Regions from separate parts of the Homo sapiens genome. Here region 2 is linked to region 1. Evidence: chromatin loops called from intact Hi-C (ENCODE). Cell type or tissue: MCF 10A. All regions are shown on one strand. Links, peaks and the distances in the headings refer to the core of each region. The heading gives the core; the rest is flanking DNA. Region 1 has its middle 700 kb from the start of MIR548M. Region 2 has its middle 440 kb from the start of MIR548M.

Region 1 (12,748 bases), core at 3,149-11,148:
TTTTTTCTACTGGAAGGTCTTGCCTCAATATTGATGGTTGCTGACTGATTAGGGTGGTGATTACTGAAGGTTTGGGTGACTGTGACAATTTCCATTTTTTTCTTTTCTTTTCTTTTTTCTTTTTTTTTTTTTGAGACAGAGTCTCGCTCTGTTGCCCAGGCTGGAGTGCAGTGGCGTGATCTCGGCTCACTGCAAGCTCCGCCTCCCGGGTTCACGCCATTCTCCTGCCTCAGCCTCCCGAGTAGCTGGGACTACAGGTGCCCACCACCATGCCAGGCTAATTTTTTGTATTGTTTTTTAGTAGAGACGGGGTTTCACCATGTTGGCCAGGATGGTCTCGATCTCCTGACCTCTTGATCTGCCTGCCTTGGCCTCCCAAAGTGCTGGGATTACAGGCATGAGCCACCGCACCCGGCTGACAATTTCTTAAGATAAGAAGACAACAGGCCGGGCGCGATGGCTCATGCCTGTAATTCCCAGCACTTTGGGAGGCCGAGGCAGGTGGATCACTTGAGGTCAGGAGTTCGAGATCAGCCCAGCCAAGATGGTGAAACGCTATCTCCACTAAAAACACAAAAATTAGCTGGTTGTGGTGGCAGGTGCCTGTCATCCCAGCTACTCAGGAGGCTGAGGCAGGAGAATCACTTGAACCCAGGAGGTGGAGGTTGCAGTGAGCCAAGATTGTGCCACTGCACTCCAGCCTGGGTGACAGAGTGAGACTCTGTCTCAAAAAAATAAATAGAAAAGACAACAATGAAATTTGCCACGTTGACTGACTCTTCCTTTCACAAATGATTTGTTTGTAGCACGTGATACTGTTTGATAGCATTTTACCCATAGTAGAACTTTTTTCAAAATTGGAGTCAATAATCTCAAACCTTATTGCTGCTTTATCAACTGTCTATAGAATATTATAATTTTTTCTTATTGTTTCAACAATGTTCATAGCATCTTCATCAAGAGTAGGTTCCATCTGAAGAAACCAGTTTCTTTGCTCATCCATAAGAAGCAGCTCCTCATTTATTCGAGTTTGATCATAAGATTGCAGCAGTTCAGTCACATCTTCAGACTTCAGTTTGAATTCTCATTCTCTTTCTATTTCTACCATATCTGCAGTTACTTCCTCCATGGAAGTCTTCAACTCCTCAAAATCGTCTATGGGGGTTGGAATCAACTTCTTCCAAATTCCTCTTACTGTGGCTAATTTTGATCTCCAATGAATCACAGATGTTCTTAATGGTATGTAGAATGGTGAATCCTTTCTAAAAGATTTTCAGTGTACTTGGCCCAGATCTAGCAGAGACAGCTATAGCTTTATTCAAAGTATTTTATTATTATTATTATTATACGTTAAGTTCTAGGGTACATGTCCACAATGTGCAGGTTTGATACATAGGTATACATGTGCCATGTTGGTTTGCTGCACCCATCAACTCATCATTTACATTAGGTATTTCTCCTAATGCTATCCCTCCCCAACCCCCCACCCGCCAACAGGCCCCGGTGTGCGATGTTCCCCAGCCTGTGTCCAAGTGATCTCATTGTTCAATTCCCACCTATGAGTGAGAACATGCGGTATTTGGTTTTCTGTCCTTGTGATAGTTTGCTGAGAATGATGGTTTCCAGCTTCATCCACGTCCCTGCAAAGGACATGAACTCATCCTTTTTCATGGCCGCATAGTATTCCATGGTGTATATGTGCCACATTTTCTTAATCCAGTCTATTGCTGATGGACATTTGAGTTGGTTCCAAGTCTTTGCTATTGTGAATAGTGCCACAATAAACACATGTGTGCATGTGTCTTTATAGTAGCATGATTTATAATCCTTTGGATATATACCCAGTAAGGGGATGGCTGGGTCAAATGGTAATTCTAGTTCTAGATCCTTGAGGAATCGACACACTGTCTTCCACAATGGTTGGACTAATTTACACTCCCACCAACAGTGTAAAAGCATTCCTATTTCTCCACATCCTCTCCAGCATCTGTTGTTTCCTGACTTTTTAATGATCACCATTCTAACTGGCGTGAGATGGTATCTCATTGTGGTTTTGGTTTGCATTTCTCTGATGGCCAGTGATAATGAGCATTTTTTTCATGTGTCTTTTGGCTGCATAAATGTCTTCTTTTGAGAAGTGTCTGTTCATATACTTTGCCCACTTTTTGATGGAGTTGTTTGTTTTTTTTCTTGTAAATTTGTTTGAGTTCATTGTAGATTCTGGATATTAGCTCTTTGTCAGATGAGTAGATTGCAAAAATTTTCTCCCATTCTGTAGGTTGCCTGTTCACTCTGATGGGAGTTTCTTTTGCTCTGCAGAAGCTCTTTAGTTTAATTACATCCCATTTGTCTATTTTGGATTTTGTTGCCATTGCTTTTGGTTTTTTTAGTCATGAGGTCCTCGCCCATGCCTATGTCCTGAATGGTTTTCTTCTAGGGTTTTTATGGTTTTAGGTCTAACATTTAAGTCTTTAATCCATCTCGAGTTAATTTTTGTATGAGGTGTAAGGAAGGGATCCAGTTTCAGCTTTCTACATATGGCTAGCTATTTTTCCCAGCACCATTTATTAAATGGGGAATCCTTTACCCATTTCTTGTTTTAGTCAGGTTTGTCAAAGATCAGATGGTTGTAGATGTGTGTCATTATTTCTGAGGCCTCTGCACTGTTCCATTGATCTATATATCTGTTCTTTTACATTGGCTGAGGAGTGCTTTACTTCCAATTATGTGGTCAATTTTAGAATAAGTGTGATGTGGTGCTGAGAAGAATGTATATTCTGTTGATTTGGGGTGGAGAGCTCTGTAGATGTCTATTAGGTCTGCTTGTTGCAGAGCTGAGTTCAGGTCCTGGATATCCTTGTTAACCTTCTGTATTGTTGATCTGTCTAATATTGACAGTGGGTTGTTAAAGTCTCCCATTATTATTGTGTGGGAGTCTAAGTCTCTTTGTAGGTCTCTAAGGACTTGCTTTATGAATCTGGGTGCTCCTGTATTGGGTGCATATATATTTAGGATCGTTAGCTCTTCTTGTTGAATTGATCCCTTTACCATTATGTAATGGCCTTCTTTGTCTCTTGATCTTTGTTGGTTGAAAGTCTGTTTTATCAGCGACTAGGATTGCAACCCCTGCTTTTTTTTTTTTTTTTTTTTTTTTGCTTTCCTTTTGCTTGGTAGATCTTCCTCCATCCCTTTATTTTGAGCCTATGTGTGTCTGTTCTTTCCTTGAACCTTATGAACCAATTTCTCTTAGCTTCCAACTTTTCATGTGAAGCTTCTTCACCTCTCTCGGCCTTCACAGAATTGAAGAGAGATAGGGCCTTGCTCTGGATTAGGCTTTGGCTTAAGGGAGTGTTGTGGCTGGTTTGATCTTCTAGCCAGACCAATACAACTTTCTCCATAATAGCAATCAGAGTGTTTCACCTTTTTGTCATTCATGTGTTCACTACAGGAGTACCTTTAATTTCCTTCAAGAACTCTTCCTTTGCATTGACAAGTTAGCTAAGGGTTTGGGGTAGGATGCCTAACTTTCCACCTATCTCAGCTTCCAACATGCCTTCTTCACTAAGCTTAATCATTTCTAGCTTTTTGTTTGTTTGTTTTGAGACGGAGTCTTGCTCTGTCGCCCATGCTGGAGTGCAGTGGCGCGATCTAGGCTCACTGCAACCTCCGCCTCCCGGGTTCACGCCATTCTCCTGCCTCAGCCTTCTGAGTAGCGGGGACTACAGGCGCCCGCCACCACGCCTGGCTAATTTTTTGTATTTTTAGTAGAGCCGGGGTTTCACCGTGTTAGCCAGGATGGTCTCGATCTCCTGACCTCGTGATCCACCTCGGCCTCCAAAAGTGCTGGGATTACAGGCGTGAGCCACCGCGCCTGGCCCAATCATTTCTAGCTTTTGATTTCAAGTGAGAGACATGCTACTTTTCCTTTCACGTGAACGCTAGGAGGCCATTGTAGGGTTATTAGTTGGTTTAATTTCAATATTGTTAAGTCTTAAGAACTAGGAAAGCCCAAGGAGAGGGAGAGAGATGGGGGAAGGGCTAATCAGTGGAGCAGTCAGTATACACACAACATTTATTAAGTTCATTGTCTTAAATGGGTGCCATTTGTGGCATTTCAAAACAACTACAAGAGTAACATCAAATATCACTGATCATAGGTCATCATAAGAGATATAATAGTAATGCAAATGCCTGAAATATTGGGAGAATTACAAAAATGTAACACAGAGACATGAAGTGAGCACATGCTGTTGGAAATATAGATTTGCTTGATGTGGGGTTATCACAAACTTTCAACTGTTTTTAAAAAAGCAGTATCTGTGAAGCATAATAAAGCAAAGCGCAATAAAATTAAGTAAGCCTGTATATTATGGTGGTCAAGTGCTTTAATAAGAAATATTATGTTCTTAATATTGTGAGATCACAGTAATCTATAGTGTGTAGGTACTCAGCTTTGAGTTGTTTTGTCAGAAGCAGGATGACGCTGTATGCAAAATCATTTTCATTGCTTGTGTCTTATGACCTGTGGAACATAGTTACAAGCCAGACAACTAATTAGGGGCACATTCTGTAATTAGAATATGAAATGAAACTGACTGACCCATATGAGAATTTGCCCCATGATGTAAATCTTCTTATTACGATACTCTAACCAGTGGGACAAATAATTTCTAACTTGAAGTAGAAATAGAGTAGGTGTTGTCTAAATTGCCCACAATTACTAACTACTGCTATGATTGCAATTCTGCAATTCTGGTTCTAATGAGTGAAAAAAAAAAGAATTAAATATTATAGGAAGGGCAAAAAAGTTCTTCCTTAAAGTAAAATGAAAGGTAAAACAACATCATGAAACCCTTTATTTTTATGGTACTCAAGAAATTATTTGAAATGAAAATCATTAAGTTGCCTGAAAATGGATCTTAACTGTTTATAAATGCAAACTATTGGGACAGTTGCCTTGACTTGACTGGAATAGCATTAGGTTAAATGTATCTTCCAGCCATTACACTGCAGCAGAAATTCTATGGTTTTGTAATCACTGCTGCCGTTCCCTCTCAAAGACCACCAACATTTGGTAATAGCATGTTTTCCACAGTAAAAGGATGTATGGATTTTCTCCTTTATTTAACTCAGTCTTAAAGGGATTTAAATGGTAATTTCAACTAATAAGTTGTTACAACACATTTTATATCACCAGTCACATTTGTGTGCCATTTAAATTTGTGATGAAAAGATCTGCATATAACTTGGATTTGGCTGAAAGGCGGTATGCTTATCACGACCACTTAGGTTTGATAACATGCCTTTGATGGCTCAATCTCACAAGAATAATTTTCCATGAGATTTCCAGATTGTACAGCTGTGCACTTAGTTGTATATCCTCTAGAAACTGCCTGTGTTGTGAAATTGATCTTGGTTTTACCTGGCATAAACATCATAAACATACAGTTTTTAGTACTGTGTTTTTGGTCACCACCTCTGATATGGACACATCCTTCCGTCTCTACCTAATACTAACAGTTAACGGGTTATTAGTTAATTAGTTAATAGATTATGATTTCTTGGGCAAGTTCATTTTTTTGTAAAAGACTTTTTATGTCACCATATTTATTTTAGAAATTAGTTGGAATCCTGGATATCAAAAATCAAGTGAGTTAATAGCAGTAGCAACCAAAAAGTTCCTAAAATGTTGCTATGTATACAGCACCATTGCCATTTACTGGCAATATAGAGAAATATGTATTTATGGGAGGAGATATACATACCAAAATGTGGATTAGTAAGGCATGTAGTGAATAGCATATAGAGGTTGGGGATTAAATTAGAACAAGTGCTTGACGGGCTCTTTCATGTTTATCTTGCTCTTAATTACACGTGTATATGCAATGCCATAAAAGCTATAGTTAATTGATTGAAATGTGGTATTGTTATTTATTATTGTTATTTCAGACAGTACTTTTTAGGTGAGAATTATTATTTCAGGCACATTTCTCTTTACATGACTACCATCAATGTATGAAAAGTGCCCACTTATTTATTTTGCGTTGTTTGCCTCCTGGTAGGAGCAGGAAGGGAAAGGAGGAGAAATAAGCTATAACTGGTTGTTTTATTTCTCTTGAATTAGTACCTAGTAGCCATTACTGACACCTCCTTTCTCTTCTCAAAAGGTCCAATACATTTCTTGAATACATTTCTTGACCACTAGGAATATGTTTAAAAAAACAAACAAACAAACAAACAAAGTTCCACACTACCTCCCAGAACAAAATATGTACACAACAGTATTAAAACAATATACCTGCAAGTTCACAAAAAAAAAAGGAGTAAGATATTGAGATGGGGTGGATGTAGGTGTCTACATGAAACTTCTCTTACCACCCCCTACTACCCCTCCACATGTATTATGTCCTCTTTGTTTTCTTCCATCAGTATCTAAAATGCTGCTTTTCACGTTTTAATTCAAATACAGAAACCGACTGGGCATCAGCTTATTTTTTCCCAGCTTCTGTGGATCTTTAATGAAATATCACTACAACAAAAATGAATTCTGAAGTCCCCTTTTCATAATAGTGAGATTTTTACCTGTTCCCTAATGCATGTGATTGCAAGCTTCCTGACCTGTGATTTCAGAAAGCATCCTCCTTTTTGTTCCCAAAGCAACGTCCTAGCTACCAAGTGCGTTGAGTGTTCAACAAAAGGCCATACACTAGAGTACTGTATGTGCTGGGGCAGGGATGGAGAGTAGGCAGGTGCTCTGCTATATGTTTCAGTAATTAGAGAATTTCATCATTTGAATTTGACTGGGCTCTCTTTCATTCCTAACAACATGAGCCATTTCAGCTGTGCTATACCATTGCATTAAAAGGTCACATTTCCACTGTCAGAGCAAAAAGTGAAAAATTGAAGAATTCTATTATACAAATAATGCAGATTCTGTTTTTTTTTTTCATTTTTGCCTAATGTTACTCAGGTAATTATTCCATTGTGTTTTGACCTCAGAATGTAATTACTGACAAAGAAATAAAGATTAAATATATCTTTACAGTGTAAACAACTCTGTTGCCATCCTTTGTTACAGCCAGGTTTAAAACTTAAAATGAATCTATGAGATGGGGAAAAATTTAACATAAATACAAGCTGTTAAAATGGAATGCTGTTATGTTTAGTATACTGTTAGTATTTTGTAGAGTATAATGCTTAGGGAGCTGCATCTTACTTCTTCATTCATAGCCATCATGTTTCTACCAAAAAGAAGAGATATTGAACAACCCCTTTCTCTATCCCCTGCTGCTGACTGTGTAGTAGGCGATGGGACATTTCACTGATCGCTTCTGCATTTGTATTAGGATCTTCTTTTTCTTGTTTGATTTAAACCATAAAGAACTGTTGTTGCATGCTGATGAGACACTGGGTAAAGTCTCCAGTTAGGTTTTTCTTTTTTTCATTTAGCTAATTTGTTTCAGAAAGTTAGACACCTGTCTTGCTTTTAATCAGGATCCTCTAAGGTCAGTTAAAATCATTTTCCCATAGCTGTTTAAGATGTGCATGTGGCTGGCTGCCTGACCAGGTGAATAAGTAAACATTTCAGTCATTGCTCATGAGAATAAATCACCTTGCTTGGATGGGGCTTGGAGAGAAAAGTGAATCAAATGCCACAGAGTCTTAACTGTAGCTGTCTCCCTGCTTGGTGGAATGCCTCCATCCTTTGTGATGCAAATAGTAATTTATTTCTTCCCAACAGCAGGTCAGCCACAAGGATTTAGTTTCCTTCCAAGGTAGGGGAGCTGATTTAACCTGCCGCTATGCTTTTCTACAAGATTCTTATTTACAACAGTTTCTTAATGAGTTATGTCAGAGTAGCTGCTGGTATGATCCTTTTGATATCAGGGCCTGTGAAGCAGAATGGTTAATGATGAACGCCTTGCTAGTTTCAGTGAACATTACAGAGTGACTGACTACAGCACCATGGACTAGATGCCAAACTCATAATAAATGGAACAGTGCCACCTTTTGGCCATAAAGTAGGGACACAAACTAGGAAGGCTAGGATTCTGTAAGTCACACAGTTTATTTAAAACTATTTATGACGGATTTAGTGGTCATGCAATCCTCAAATAATAGCAACCAAATTCTATTTTTCTCTTTATTTTCTTCCTTTTTTCCCCCACTGTGGCAGTATCTATGCTTTGACTGTATGCATTTCATATAATAATGATGCTTTGGAGAGGCTAAATTTTGCTACATTCCAATTATGTTTTGCACAAGAATGAATTAAGCATGCATTATGCAGATAATATGAAGGATAACATGGTTACCATTGTACATATAGCAACTTCTTTTATACAGTGACAACTAGTTTGTGGAAACTTTTGGAAAGAATTTTGAAAGAAGGCAATTAATTGAGTATTGCAGTATTTGTTTATGATTGTGAATTGGACACTGATTTTAATTTAAAAAAATATTTTGGGTCTGCCTTTTTCTTTCCCTATGTATTGTTTCTCGTGAAGCAATAACACACCAATTAATTTGAGTATAGTTAATCAAAAACATTCACACATTGAAATTCATTTTTCTCTATCCATTTTTTAGGAACATTTTATTTTGTAGAGCAGTTTCAGGTTCACAAAAAAGTTGAGAGAAAGATACAGATTTCCCATATACTCCCTGCCTTCCACACGTGCATAGCCTCCTCTGTCATCAACATTCCCCACCAGAGTGGTTTGTTAAAATTGGTGAACCTACACTGACATATTGTAATCACTCAAAGTTCATATTTGACCTTAGGGTTCACTCTTGGTATTTATTATACATTTGAAGGGTTTGGATAAATGTACAATGTTATCTGTCTACCATTGTAGTATCCATACTCAATTTTTAGAAGAAAGAGGCAAGTTAGCAGACAGCTTTGTGATAGTAAGGGTTTAATCAAGAAAGAAAATCTCAGGGTATGTCATGACAGATATCAATAAGCAATCAGCCCAATTTCCTATACCATTTACAGTTTAGTCGAAGTCAAATGGTGATAGATGTCCAGAACATGAAAAACTTGTATTCTATAATTCTAAAAAAATTCTAAAATAAACAAAAATATGTTCACTGGCTACTTACTGCAAGACAAAAAGTTTTTTTGTGTTCAAAATTAGTGCATAGCTCACAATCCTAAAAGAATATTGCAACATTCATTTAAATTTTCTTTTTATAAAAAATTTCCCAAATATTTTCTCATATCAGTTGTCACTGCATAAAATAAACTTCCATGCATACTGAAACATTTTTAAAAGTTTTTGACATTTATTAAATGAGAAGTTTAATCTGCATCTTAATGGTAAATTATTGGAGACAGTTTCCCTCCAATCTTAAGTGGACATTTAGGCATTTCAGCAAAATTGGTAAAAGTTATTTTTGAACTATTGGACCTTTCCAACAGTGAAGGTTGATGCTTATTCGACTAGACATAGGACACCTTTTCAAAGTGAGAGAGGGTGAAAACTTGTTTCTGTGGGTGACTTAATGGCTCTTATTCAAATGCCACCCACACCTTAGGCCTTCTATTGGATTGATGTATTTAATCATAACCCTTGGGCTGGCTCCTGAGGCTTTTCCACCTAGCTTCTATATTTTGGTGTTATCATTCTAGACAAAGTTTTAAAATGAGTAGAATGTTTGCTTTTTTTTTTCAAATCATCAATACTATGTAATCCAGCATGTTTCCCATTGTGTCTTAGTAGCTAGAAAATGAAGAAAATGTCAGTCCCAAACAGTAGTAACTAATATATCTCAGGTACCCAAGAACATTAAGTTTCTCCAGATCTCTTTGATGATCCCTATTCTGTTTATCATATTAATTATCATGAATTGCATTACACTTTATTTTGATAGGTTTTAGTCACCTCAGGCTGCCGTAACAGACTGGGAGGCTTAAACAACAGAAATTTATTTCTCGTAGTTCTGGAGGCTGGAATGTCCAAGGTCAGGGTGCCAACAAAACAGATTACATCCTGAGGCCTCTTGGTTTGTAGGTTGTGTGCTCACATGACCCCTTTCTTTGTGCATGTGCAGAAACAGAGAGAAGACAGAGAGAGAGAGAGAGAGAGAGAGAAACAGAGTGAAAGAGCGAGTTCTGGTGTCTCTTCTTATAAGGGCACTAGGGGGCTCTACTGTCATGACCTCATCTCATCCTAATTACCTCTGGAAGGCCCCATCTCCAAATACCATCACACTGGGAGTTAGGGCTTCAACATATGAATTTTGGAGGGACACAATCATTCTATCAAAAACAGATAGTTTCTTCAAATCCTTTAGGAAATAAATAGGGCTCAACTATAAAACTCTAAAATATCACATGTGCAAGAGCTTGTGTTAGGCACTGAAGAAGATAGAAATATATTTAAAATAAGAATTCTACTTTTGAAGAGTTTTTACTTGTCATTAAAACAAATGCAAATACAGTCATACAGCCCATAATGTTTGGGTCAATGACAAATCACATATGTGATAGTGGTTCCTTAAGATTATAATGAAGCTGAAAAATTCCTGTTGCCTGGTGGCATTGTAGCTGTCAAAATGTCATAGTACAAAACATTGCCATGTACTTATGGTGATGTCAGTGTGAACAAACCTACTGTGCTGCTATTCATATAGAAGGACAGCACATACAATTATGTACAGTGTACAATACTTGATAATGATAATAAACGATTACATTACAGGTTAATGTATTTATTACTATTAATACTATACTATACTATACTATACCTTTATGATTAGAGTGTACTCCTTATTTAGAAAAGAGTTAACTGTAAAACAGCCCAGGCAGGTCCTTCAGGAGGTATTCCAGAAAAAAGACATTGTTATCATAGAAGGTGGAAGCTCCATGTGTATTATTGCCCCCAAAGGCCTTCCAGTGGGACAAGATGTGGAGGCAGAAGACAGTGTTATTGATGATCCTGACCCTGTGTAAGCCAGGCTAATGTGTGGGTTCATGTCTTCATTTTTAATAAAAAATTTAAAAAGTAAAAAAATAGACAATTAAAAATTAAAAATAGAAGAAAGCTTATCAGATAAGAATATAAAAAAGAAAATATTTTGTACAGCTTCACAATATGTTTGTGTTTTAAGCTACGTGTGATTACAAAAGAATCAAACAGTTAAAAATTTAAAGTTCATAAAGTACAAAAGTTAGAGTAAGCTGCTTATTTTGAAGAAAGAAAAATTTTTTTTAGTAAATCTAGTGTAGCCTAAGTGTACAGTATTAATAAAGTGTACAATAGTAAACAATAATATCCTAGGTGTGCACATTTACTCACCACTCACCCACTGACTCACCGAGAGCAACTTCCAGTTTTGAAAGTTACTCCATTCATGGTACGTGCACTATAAAGGTGTAATCTTTTATACTGTATTTTTACTGTACTTTTTCTACATTTAGGTATGTTTAGATACACAAATACTATTATGTTACAGTTGCCTACAGTATTCAAAACTGTAACCTGCTGTATAGGTTTGTAGTCTAGAAGCAATATTATATAGTTTAGGTGTGCAGTAGGTTAGACCATCTAGGTTTATGTAAGTGCATTCTATGATGTTTGCACAAAGACAAATTGGCAGACACATTTTTCAGAACGTATCCCCATTGTTAAGTGGTGCATGACTGTGAGTAGATTGCATTTTGCTTTGTAAATTGAACTTACTTTCCAAAATTAGTATTTATAAATCATATATCTATAGTATTAAAACCAACAAAACATATTTCAAATCAAATTTTTGTCTTTTACATGCATAAAATGTGTTTAATTTATTATGTTTAGATATATAAATATTTTTATTCTTGCAGGAAGCAATATATTTAGTTTTTCTTTTCCACTTTGATAGAAAATACTACAAACAAATTTCATTCATTATCTCAATGCAGTTGTAGCATATTATACTTGATACGCTTCATACATAGATGTAATATACTGTATGATATATCAAAGGTAATGTATTTTTTCTTCTGTCAGAATGTACCAAATGATGGAAATTAAGAAGATTAAATAGATACTTATCCTTAAGTCAACATATATATAATTAAATATAATATTCTACTTAAGAAAACTGTCAGGATTGAGAGGCCATACGATTTATATTTTCTTTCTTAAATGTCTTGAAAATTCTTGTGATTTTTCTGTGTGTTTTTCTTTTACTTTTTAAAGAACCTACTTCAAAGCCTTCTTAAAAGTCACCGTTACTGCCTTCTAATGTATTGTAAACAAAGAGAACGTCCTTTCTTCAAATATGCAGGGCTCCTAAGAGATGTCCACTGGCGTGTCAAACAAAAATCAAGAACTTGCTCTTTTATCAGCATTATCAAGCCCATCCAGTAGTGAAAGACTAGTGGCAAAGGCACATGATGGGCCAAAATTCAGATTTATTTTACCAAATTCACTCCTCTCATATTTCAAGGAACAAAATCATGCACCAGTAGAAACCAAATTTCCTTCTGCTTTTTATCTTATTTCCTCTTTTTGATTCATAGCTCCTGTCAGCTTTGGGTAGAGATTTGCTGAACCATAAAATATCTGCCTGCTACTGTGGTTCATTATATAGGTTCAGTGCATGGTCGGCAATCTACAAGGTCTTCCTGATTCCAAATAACTCCCTCGACTGGCCTGGACTAGTACCTGACTAAAAAACACCTTCCCCACCACTGCTCCATCGTGAAGTAGAATATATGACCAATAAAAAGTAAAATGTAATATTCTTTAATAGA
Region 2 (12,748 bases), core at 3,189-11,188, 260 kb after region 1:
GCCTGTAAGTGCTGAGATGCAGGTGTGCATGGCTAGGCTTGGCACCCAGTAGTGGTCATTGATGCCAAACTCAAGTCCATTGTACTTATATTGCTGCAGGCATAACAGATGTAGGTGCAACTTGTTTTGGAAATTGTTTCTATTTTCTATAAATCCAGTTGGTGCTCAACAACACTCTCCAATAATGGAACTCAGCCAATTTAGAAACTCACCACTGGTAAAGTACATAGAATTGTAAAATATGAGCCTCATTATAATACAGTGATCATGTATCCATTACTCATTTAGATCAAGTTCATGTGTCAGAGTGCTCATTTAGAAATGAATGTCAAACCTGCAAGGATTTATCATTGTTCTCATGCCTTTGTTATATAGCAAGTGACCACATACTGGTTTTTAAATAATGAGCTTTGCCTGAAAAATTGCTCATCCATGCCTTGATAAAGATCTCAGGACAGGAGTTAGCATAGACGGTGTTTTATTTAAATCCATCCTTATCCATAATCAACGAGACCAGTTGCAATCAGCCTTATAATTTGAATCTCCTTTTGAGCCCTCCTAAATATGTAAATCTTTCTTTCTCTTTACATGGATTTCTGTTTGAATGCACACTAGATAATTGTAACAGTTAAAATGGCACACTTGACATCCTGCAGCAATTGAAGGCATTCTTTCATACCCCCATTACAATGCTGTTAGAGTTTACAATTGAGTAAACTTAGTGACCTCTATTTAGAAGAAAGCTGAGGTGGAGAGGGATCATTTCATGCTCTTCAGTTTGCCAGTGTACAGATTCAATTGTACATGAATCTTGCATCTTGTACAATCTTTATGGTTTGAAGAAAATTTTATCAGACATAGATAACAGTCTGTTATACTCTGGCATGCTATGTATCAACACTGACACTGAATTATTAAGACAGGCAACAAATGATAGGCTGATATCTGAGCTTATTTACTAGGATGAGCAGATCCCTTGATATATAAAGGCTTTGAAAAAAATCGCTTCTTGTAAAGCACACTCCAATGTGTGGGATCATGTTGCAGGCCTTTGGTTACACCCCTTCTGGCTTTAGGGTCTCTTTTTGATCCAGTTAGTCAGTCTGACTGTGTTGTAGTGTAGCCAGAGCCCAATCAGGTCTTTAAATCCTTTAGATAGTAGGGAGTAGAAATTCTTCCTAGGAAGCCATGTGAGTTTTTGAATCTATGTGGTTGGATTAAAGAGTTGGATGGTTAGGTCACTTTGGAATTACTGGGATGCTATTCAAATAAGCCAAGATAAAGATTTCTCATGGTTTATATCAACTGCTTTATTAGGTTTGTGTACATTTAGATGTTTACTAGCTTTGCAACTCTGGCAGATTTCTGTGGGGAGCCTCTTCATCTTCAGAATAAATACTATACTTTTAAAGAAAATAAATGTTTCTTATTTCTAGCAATTCTCATATACCACCCAGTGCATATTTGAAGCTCAATAAATATTTGTTGAATGGATGAAATTGTCCAATGACTTTTGAGAAATCAGGAGCTGTGCACCTTTCTTTTAAAGCTGAGTGATAATCATGAAGCTTGATAATGATCTTATTTGAATGAATGTAGAGAAAAAAGTAGAGTTTTTTGGATCTAATTACAAATAAAATTAGCCTTGATTTTCAAAACTATATAATCAACCATAAAATTATATTGATTAATGAAATCTATTAAAGTGTTTCTGTCATTATAATAATAAAATCCAAGAAAGTTTTAAATTTATCTTCTGAAACAGGGTGGTCCTTTAAAATAAGCCTTTTAAAATCTTAAATATCTCTTCCAGAAGTGATGAATCATCATGAATTGATCATGCTTCTTAATTTGAACGCTTAAGTACTCTGTCAAAACCTAATTGTCAGCTTCGTAATGTGAGTTATTGACACAAACTCACGTTTGATTTTGGTGTACATTATATTTTATCTTTTTATCTAGATTGTTATGCATATTTATATCATATACTCAAAAAACTTAGTTCCTATGAGATTATTGAAATTTTTGAAGTGTTGACTCGAGTTCATGAAAGTATTTAACACCAATACAGCTATTCTACATGCTTATTAATTTTCTGATCTGCAGTAAATATTGAAGCAACCATCTTATTTAAAGCAATATCTATATTTCTAATACTAAAGAAACAGAATTATCATATTTATATTACTCAATATAAAAGTTATTTGATTATATTATGCATAATTTGTATAGGGGATCTTATTTTTAAGACACATGAATTACTAAGATTCTATTTCAAAATGAGAAAACAGGTATTTAATGATAAGAGGTAAATGAATTTTTTTTGAAATTCTAAGTATTTAAAAAACTCCTTGCAATTTTTAAAGGCGTTGAAACTAAATAATTATATTGGTAAGAAAAAAATAGAAAATTTCTTCTTGAAATTGCACATTTGTTGAATTTCCATAACCCAGAACTTTATGTATTTTCAGTTTCACAAGTTGCTTGTGGTAGTGTCTAACGAAGTATCAACTCTCACAGTAACTGTGGAGGTAAAGTGCTGCAATGTTATTTTAGAATGTAGACATTTTAGACAGACTGCTGCATCACTGAATGAATCTTAAAGCAGCAGGAACTCAAAACTAGCAGTGCAGTCTTTCACATAGGGCAATGACTTTTAGGTTTTACTCCCTTTATTAATTTATATTAAGCACAACAGTAATATGTGCTCATTGAAACTTGCAAAACAATGCAATAATACAGGAAATGTATGTCAACAGTCTTTCTCATCTTCTCTCCAAGCAGTTCTTCATGTTCATACAAGCAATATGCAATTATACCTGCATGAGATTTTGTGCTTCTATATTTTAAAAAACATAATCATAACAAATACATTATTCTGTAATTTGCTTTTCTCACTGTACAATACATTATCAATATTTCCCCAGAACACTAGATTAGGTCTAAGACATTTATTTTATTTTATTTTTTGAGATGGAGTCTCGCTCTGTCACCCAGGCTGGAGTGCAGTGGCGCAATTTCGGCTCAATGCAAGCTCCACCTCCCAGGTTCACGCCATTCTCCTGCCTCAGCCTCCCGAGTAGCTGGGATTACAGGCACCCGCCACCACGCCCGGCTAATTTTTTGTATTTTTGTAGAGACAGGGTTTCACTATATTAGCCAGGATTGGTCTCGATCTCCTGACCTCGTGATCCACCTGCCTTGGCCTCCCAAAGTGTGGGGATTACAGGCGTGAGCCACCACGCCCGCCCAAACATTTATTTTAATAATATGGACATTCCACAGTTGAATGACTCTTTGGCTAATGAACACATATTGATTTCCTTTTTTTGGCATTATATACACTGTTAAAGTAAACATGTTTGTACACATATAATTATATGCTTTTATTTATTAGGGGTAAATGGTATATAAGCTTTGGGAGATATTGCCAGGATCTTAAAAAAAATTAAAGTAATTTATATCTTCTGAAAGCAATATGTTAAGTGTAATTATTTCCCAATTTCCATGCCAGAATAAATGACATTGATTTCCTGAATTTACTAATGTGATGAATAAAATATGATTCTTACAGTTGTTTTCATTTGTACTTACCTGGCTATTAGTGAGTTACTCTGTATTCACGCACACACACACACACACACACACACCAGTTATATATTGTTATATATAAGACAGTTATGTTTTTTCTATCAATGCATAGGCTTAGCCCTTTTTATATTTGGTCTTTATTTTTCTTAATAATATATAGGAAATTTATATATTAGGGAAATTAAACCATTGTGCATTATATGCACTACACGCATTTAGGTGTGTGTATCTTTTCTTTTTTTATGTCTTCTGGTATTTCTGTCTTATTTAGGAAGAACTTCTCAACCCTAAGATTATAAAAACGTCGACTTAAATTTTATGTTTTATAAACACACATCCACACACATGACATTTTTCTGGAATTTATTTTTTAATTATATTACAGAAGAGTCTTTTTTTTTATTCAAAATGTTTGGTAAATCATACTAATTCAACCTAAGTGTTCATCATTGCATGAATGGTTAAAGAAAATGTGTTATATACACACAATGGAAAATTATTCAGCCATACAAAGAATAAAATACTGTCATTTGCAGCAACGTGGATGGGACTGGAAGTCATTATGTTAAGTGAAATAAGCCAGGCAAGGAAAGACAAATCTCATGTGTCTAGTCCTATGTCACCAGTATACTTCTTCAATTATGAAGGTTTCGTATGTGTATGTACATGTGATATAAATGCATAGCTATATACATATAAAATATATACTATATTTACATTTACATTGAATACACATATGTATCACATATACTTACAGATTAATATATAAATATTTATACATACTTTTCTTGATTATTCCAATTTATTCTTTTATAGGAAATTTATTCTTTTATAGGAACCTCAATTTGGCATCTATAAATAAAATTAAAAACAACTATTGGGATTTCAATTTGAATAGAATTAAATACATAAATTTTGAAAAGATTGACATTTTGTGCTAATAAATAGTTCCACATATGAACATATACCTCCCCATATTTTACGTCTTATTTTGTATTTCTTTCAACTTTTAAATGGATTGTAAATGTATTTTTTCCTATGAAATATATTTGTATGTATTTTATAACCTTAATCATGCTTGTAGGCAGCATAATACTAACATCATTTTAGTTGATTATTGACAGCATGGAGAAAAGTTCTTGTTTTTATGTTTCTTTTTATCCATTAATCTATCAAATTATCTTAATTCCAATAACTCTTTTCCTTGAGTTACACTTTTTTAAAAGTGTGTAACCATATAATTTACCAGTAACGATGTTTTCTTATATTCTATTATTTATCAAGAGGTTTTTAATCCTATTGGGTTGGTGCAAAAGTAATCGTGGTCTTTACCATTGAAAGTAATGGCAACCTAATATATTAGCTAGAATTTTTTAAATACTCTTAAAATACTCAAATCTTCAATAATGTTGACAACACAAACTCTGTCTTGTTCTTGGTTTTAATGAAAATGATTTTAGCGTTTCACCATTTAGTATAATATTTGTAATAGGTCGTGTGGTATGCCACCCAAATCTCCCATTTCAGTCTATTTGGTGGTTTAAGCAACCCAGATGTATTCTTTTTCAAGAGGATCTTAGCTGTTCTTGGCCATTTGTATTACCATATAAATATTAGAATCAGCTGATCATTTAACATAAAACTAGGTGCTGGAATTTTGAATCAAATTTCATTGAATATTAGATTAATTAAAGAACAGCTAGTATATTTTAAATATTGAGCATCCTAATCCATAACCATGGTAAAACCTGAAAAATTTTTTAGTGTCGATGTGACACTCAAAGGAGATATTCATTGGAGTATCTCAGTTTTCAAATTTTCAGATTAGGGATGTTCAATCAGTAAGTATAATGCAAATATTCTAAAATTTAAAAAAATCTGAAATTTGAAACACTGGTTTCAAGCATTTTTGATAAGGTATACTCAACCTGTATCAGCCTTTCTAATTTATATACTGGCTAGAATCTCCAGTATAATGTTGTCTAGATATGATGATAACAGATATTTTTGCCTCATACCTAATTTCAAGAAGAGCATTTTCAATATTTCACTTTTAAGTATGATCCTTGCCATAGGTTTTATATAGATGCCCTTTATCAGACTAAAAATTACGAACAAGGATTAAATTCAATATTTTTATTGTATTGTTTGTAATTATTTTCATCTTTATTTTATCAATACGGGGAATTACATTGATTGATTTTCTTTTAAACATTGTAGAAGTGAAGCAGAGCTCGATGGTGCAATAGGATCCTCCAGTGATTGACCCCCTGAAGAAACATCAATTTGAATGGCTTTTAATGCAAGACAATACCTTCCCAACAGCTAAGAAAAACAGGTGAAAGATCACAGTACCTGATTTTAGCATAATAACAAAAAAGATGCATTGAAGAGTGTAGGAAGGACAATCTTGCATTGCCTGCATCAATGCTCCCTGAACACCAGGCATAATGAAAAGAAACACCATCCAATTGGAGGAGGGAGAAGGAAGTGTGCCTGAGACTGTGCCTTGGAAGCCAGTGCCAGGTATGCCACAGTAAAACACAGCACTGGGTAGAAACCCCATCATCCCTGATTTCAGAGTGGTGATCATGAAAAGAGCTTCTAGACCTGCCTCAATGTCAGAAGGGAATCTGTCACCCAAGCAGAATGGACTTGAGTCCCTGCCCACATCATCACCAGCTGATTTAAGTGGCTCAGTGCAAATGAATTTTAGTGCCAGAATGGCAAACTTAGGCATAGGGTGTCCTCTAGTGCTGAAATGGCTGCAGTGACCACAGGCTTAGGGAACACAATTAGTTCCCTATGAATTCCTAAAAGGCCCTCTGAAAAAGGACAAGTATAAACATGGTCAGACTGAGAAGACTGTAGTAAACACCTAATTATTATTCAATGCCCAAGTATCAATATGTGTCAAGAAGCATCCAGAATATTCACAGAAATATAACCTCACTAAACAGAATAAATTAGGCACAAGTGACCAAATCTAGAGAGATGGAGGTATGTGATCTCTTAGGTATCTTAGATAGGGAATTTAAAATATGCATTTTGAAATAACAAACTTCAAGAAAACACAGAGAAATAATACAGAACATATCAGATAACTTTAAAAGAGAGATTGAAATAAAAAAAATGAAACTGAAATCCTAAAGCTGAAAAATACAGTAAAAAAAAATAAAATAAAAAAATGCATGAAAGGGTCTCTACAAAGGAATTGACCAAGCAGAATAATCAGTAATCTCAAAGACAGGCCATTTGAAAATACTGTCAGAAGAGATAAAAGAAAAATAAAGAATGAAGTAATCCCAGCACTTTCGGAGGATGAGATGAATGGATTGATTGAGCCTAGGTGTTTACAAAATTTTTACAAAAAGACTAAAAGACAAAACTATTAAAAAGATTAATGCTTGCAACAATTTGTTAAAGAAGACAATTAAAAAAGATGTAAATAGAAATATCTAACATCAAAATGTGAAAGTATTAAAGGTAAAATGTACAGTTTTTTGTTTGCATCTTTTATTTGTGATCAAAGTTAAGTTGTTAGCATTTTAGAACAACTTGTTGTAACTATATTTTTATTAGGCATCATGGTAGCCATAAAGCAAAAGTCTATAATAGATATGCTGAAAATACAAAGCAAGGAACCAAAAAATACTACTAGAGGAAAGCAATTAACCACAAAGGAAGGCAGTAAGAGAGGAAGAAAGAAAAAAGAGATGTACAAAACAACCAGAAAACAAATAACAAAATAGCAGTAGTAAGACTTTACCTATCAATAGTAACATTAAATGTAAATAGGTTAATTCTCCAATTAAAAGACATATAGTGGTTGAATAATAATGAATAAAACCCAATTATATGCTGCCTACAAGAAACTCACTTGACCTATAAAGACACACATGAACTAAAAGTAAAAAAAAAAATGGAAAAAGATACTTTATGCAAATGAGCATAAAAAGAGCAAGAGTATCTAGACTAGTATCAATAAAATAGACATTAAATCAATCATGGTAAGAAAGACAAATAAGGTCATTATGTAATGATTAAGTGGTCAATACAGCAAGAGGATATGACAATTAAAAATATGTATGCATCCAACACTGGCGCACCTAAATTTATAAAGCAAACATTAATAGAGTTAAAGGGAGTTAATGGCAGTACAATAATAGTAAGGAACATCAGCACTCCACTTTCAGCAATGGACATATCATCCAGATGAAAAATAGAAAGAAAATATATCAGAGTTAAACTGCACTCTAAATGAAATAGACCTAACAGACATTTAGAGAATATTCCATCCAACAGCTGTAGAATATACATTTTTTCTCAACAACACATGGAACACTGTCCAGGATAGATCATATGTTAGACCAGAAAACAAGTTTTAACACATTTTAAAAAATCAAAATTTTCTTTAGTATCTTTTTTGACCACAATGGAATAAAACAAGAAATAAATAACAGGAAGAACTTCAGAAACTGTACAAATACATGAAAATTAACACATGCATGAACAACCAACAAATCAATTTAAACATTAAAAATGAATTTAAAACATTCCTGGGTACATCCAACCAGTCAAGATTGAGTCAGGAAAAAATAGAAAACCTGAACAGACCAATAATAAGTAACACAATTGAAGCAGTAATAAAATATATTCTATCAAAAGAAAGCTCGAGGGCTAACATTTTCACTACTGAATTCTACCAAACATTTAAAGAAGGACTAATACCAATTATACTCGAACTATTCCAAAAAAATTAAAGAGGAGGAAATACTTCCAAACTTATTTTACAAAGACAGCATTACCTTGGTACCAATACCAGATAAGGACACAATAAAAAAATAGAAACCTACAGGGTAATCTATCTAATGAACATAGATGCAAAAATACTCAACAAAATACTAGCAAACCAAATTCAACAACACTTTTAAAAGACCGTTTACCATGATCAAGTGGGATTCACCCCAGGGATGCAAGGATGCTTCAACATACACAAATCAATAAACATGGTACATCACATTAACAGAATCAAGGACAAGAGCCATACGATTATTTCAATAACTGCTGAAAGGCATCTGTTAAAATTTGGCATTCTTTTATGATAAAAACTACCAACAAATTGGGTATAGAAGGAATATATCTCAACAAAATAAAAGCCATATATGGCAAACTCACAGCTAATATTTTACTGAATCATGAAAAGTTAAAAGCTTTTATTCTAAGATCTGGAATAAGATCTATATGCAACTGTAAATTAGTATAGCCATTTAAAAAAACAGTTTGGAGACTTCTCAGAAAGCAAAAAGTAGAACTGCCATATTATGCAGCAGTCCTAATATTTGGTATATATCTAAAAGTAATGAAATCAGCATGTTAAAGAGATACCTGCATTCTCATGTTTATTGCAACACTATTCACAATAGCCAAGAAATGAAATCAACTTAAGTGCCTATCTACAAATAAATGAATAAAAAAGATGATATATACATATATACACACACACATATGTATATATACACATATATTGTTTTATATGTGTAACATTGCTTATATATAACATTGTTTCATATACCATTGTTTATATGTGTACATAATATATATAACAATCAAATATGATTTAGCCATAGAATATAATAAAATCCTGTAATTTGAAGCAATGTGGATGAAACTAGAGGACATTATGCCAAGTGAAATAAGCCAGACACAGAAAGACAAATACCATGTGATCTTACTTATATGTGGAATCTGAAAACGTTTATCTCAGGGAAGGAAGACTAAATTCTGGTGCTCTATTATACAAAAGGGTGACTATAGCTAATAATTAATTGTATATTTCAAGATAACTAGAAGAGAGGATTTCGAGTGTTATTCCAAATTTGAAAAATGTTTAAAGTGATCAATGAGCTAATTACTCTGATTTGATCGTTACACTATGTATACCTGTATTGAAACATCACAGTGTATCCCATAAACATGTACGATGATTTAGTTATAAATAAAATACAACATAAAAAGACAAATATTGTATTCCTCAAATACTTCACATTTAGATATTTGGGTATTAATATTAACCTATTTATATATTTCTAAATTTTATTTAATAATATCTTTTTATGAATTTTGCATCTAAGTTTATGAGATACATTGACTTGTATTTCTCCCCTCTTTTCAAACGTCCTTATCAGATTTAAATAGACATTATCTGGCTCATAAAATCAGTGGAGAGTGTTTCCTTTTCTTTTCTTTTTCTTTTTATTGGAATTGTACGTAATATAGGAGTAATTTCTTCATTAAAATATGGAAAAAGTTTCCAGTGAAGCCATCTGAGGCTTGAGTTTTCTTTGTGGGAAGATTTTAATTAAGAATTTAATTTAATAGATATGACTATTTACATGTCCTATTTTCTTATGTCAGCTTTAACAAGGTATGTTTTTCGATGATTTTTTTCTATATCACTCAATTTTATTTGCAAAATATTTTTCATAATTCTCTTTTATTATCTTTTAATGTTTCTGTGATTGGTAATGCTGCCTCTTTTTATTTCATGATTCAATACATTATAACATCTCTTTCCCTTTTTTCACCTTGATTTGGCTTGTTAGGAGTTTATCAATTTTATTCATATTTTCAATGAACTAAATTATGTCTTTATTGATTTTCTCTATTTTATTTACTATTTCATCGATTTTGATTACATTTCGTGATGGTTAATACTGAGTGTCAACTCGATTGGATTGAAGGATGCAAATTACTGATCCTGCGTGTGTCTGTGAGGGTGTTGCCAAAGAGATTAACACTTGAGTCACTGAGCTGAAGAAGGCAGACCCACCCTTAATCTGGTGGGCACAATCTAATCAGCTGCCAGCGAGTATAAAGCAGGCAGAAAAACGTGAAAAGATGAGACTGGCCTAGCCTCCCAGCCTACATCTTTCTCCTGTGCTGGATGCTTCCTGCCCTCAAACATCAGACTCCAAGTTTCTCAGCTTTGAGATGCGGACTGGCTCTCCTTGCTCCTCAGCTTGCACACAGCCTATTGTGGGACCATGTGATCATGAAATAAACTCACACATATATATATATATGTATATATATCCTATTAGTTCTGTCCCTCTAGGGAACCCTAACTGATACATAATTTTATTAATTCCTCTTTCTACTTTTTTGGGGGAGTTAATTTGCTGTTATTTTTTAACTGCATGAGGTGGAAGCTTACATCATTTTTTAAAACTTCAACTTCTATTTTATGTACAGGGGGTACATGTGTAGGGTTATGCCATGGGACCATTGCATGATGCTGTGGTTTGGCTTATGGATCCCGTCACCCTGGTAACGAGCAGAAAATCCAACAGGTAGCTTTTTTAACCCACTCAACTCTCTTCTCCCTTCGGTAGTCCACAGTGTCCATCGGTCTCATATTTATGTCCTACGTCATTCATATTTAATGTTTCCTTTTAATCTTGCGTCTTTTCTCAGCAGAGTTTTTACTGCATCCTGCATATATTCAAACATTACATTTTATATTCTTTTGTTTCAAAAATTTTCTAAAATATATCATGGGATTTTTGATTTGAGGATTAATAAAAGTAAATGCTTTTAATTTTCAAAAATATGAGTTTTTAAATTTTGCATTATTAGTATCTAGCTTAATTTTACTATCATCAGAAAGAAGACACTGTATGATTTCAGTCTTTACTTTTAACTTAAGGGTGTTTTTAATTGGAAAAAAATACTATCATTTACAACTTGGAATGGATGTAAATTGTAATTTCTTGAACAGCAATGTTGACGGTTGTGCTGAAGTCTACAGCCACAGCCTATTCTGCAGGCTCCAAGTTATGGTTCAGAAGGTTTTAAAAAGAGAGAGTCCAAAAATGCTCCATTGGTAAAGGTTTCCTATTAAAATTTTGTGTGGACAGTGACAACCTGACACCTGTTTCACTCTAGAACAATGCAGACAATGCTAAACAAACATACATGGGCATGCCACCAGGGTGTGTCATTGTCACCATGGGTCAGAGTACATGAAGTAAAAGAGGCCAATCCTACTAGTGAGGCCATGTCTCATGGTTTATCCTTCACCCATTTTTCTGCATGTCATCCTGAGGTAAACGAATTTTAAATGTGTTTGTTTTCAGTAAACCAGCTATGACAATTTATACTGAACAAATTGAACTAGAACACATTTGAATAGGTTTTGAATTTGTTTTTCCATTTTTCGTTTTTAATACAAATGCCTGACTGTGCTCAATCGTCAATTTGCATACATAAAAAACTGGCCACCCCGAACAGTGTATTAATCATTAGCAAATGGCACTTTAAGGAGTCCTTTTCATTAAGGTAGTACAAGTATTTATATTGTAAAACTGATGTGTAGCTTGATCTTCAGGGGGCAGGACCATCAACCAATACATACAGACTTTTTGTGTGGTCAGAAGGTACTTCTGACATTCAGTTTTGCTATGTAGAAATAAATAAATGAACTTTTTTCTTTTTTCTATTTTTTTTATAAGAGGTAAGTAAAAGATTCAATTTGATTTTTCTAGAAGGGAGAAAAAGGAGTTGAAAATAGGTCTTCATTTTGCAGTCATCTGTATGAATTCTTCATAGTTGACTTGTTAGCCTCTATCAATATCTGCTTCTCTGATCATTTCATCTACTTCTTCATCTGTTAGTTTTTCTCCTGTTTGTCATGACGTGACATAGTTCTGCTGCACTGATGTAACCATTGCCACCCTTGTCAAAGACTCAGAATGCCTCATGGATTTCTTCTTTACTATCTGTATCTTTCATTTTTCTAGCTATCATAGCCAAAAATTCGGGGAAGTCAATGGTGTCGTTACCATTGGCATCCACTTCGTTGATCATATCCCGTAATTCGGCTTCTGACCCAGTGACCTCATGACAGTTCCAGGTTCCTTTGTTGTGATGGTGCCATCGCCATCTTTATCCAATAGAGAAAGCTTCCCTGAATTCAGCAATCTGTTCTTCGGTCAGCTGATCAGACATGGTGCCAGCGAAGGGAGGAAGAGGAGAAGGAGCGAGGGTGGCTGCACCATCGCAGGGGCTGTGATGGCGAGGGTGTGCCTCCAATACTGCTGCTGCTGCTAAGGCACGCTACGCGCTGTGCCGCAGCCACTTCCTGGCACTGCGTCCA

What was found. Peaks named below come from ENCODE experiments on the same cell type or tissue, not always from the same donor. Only the 100,000 strongest peaks of a DNase experiment are listed, where the experiment ranks them.
Region 2: a loop joins it to region 1, with 14 times the contacts of the local background. A loop is called at or near these places in 4 of 110 quality-filtered maps.

What each region holds. Positions count from the first base shown.
Region 1 is chrX:95,760,319-95,773,066 of GRCh38, reverse strand. No RefSeq gene overlaps it. Among named protein-coding and RNA genes, the nearest start is that of MIR548M, 700 kb to the right of the region's middle. In MCF 10A, for the core only: CTCF peaks have their summits at 8,036 (motif pointing left) and 10,139 (motif pointing right); a DNase peak (open chromatin) is centred at 7,996.
Region 2 is chrX:95,499,456-95,512,203 of GRCh38, reverse strand. It overlaps the pseudogene CALM1P1. Among named protein-coding and RNA genes, the nearest start is that of MIR548M, 440 kb to the right of the region's middle. In MCF 10A, for the core only: a CTCF peak has its summit at 6,309; no DNase peak of the experiment used is centred there.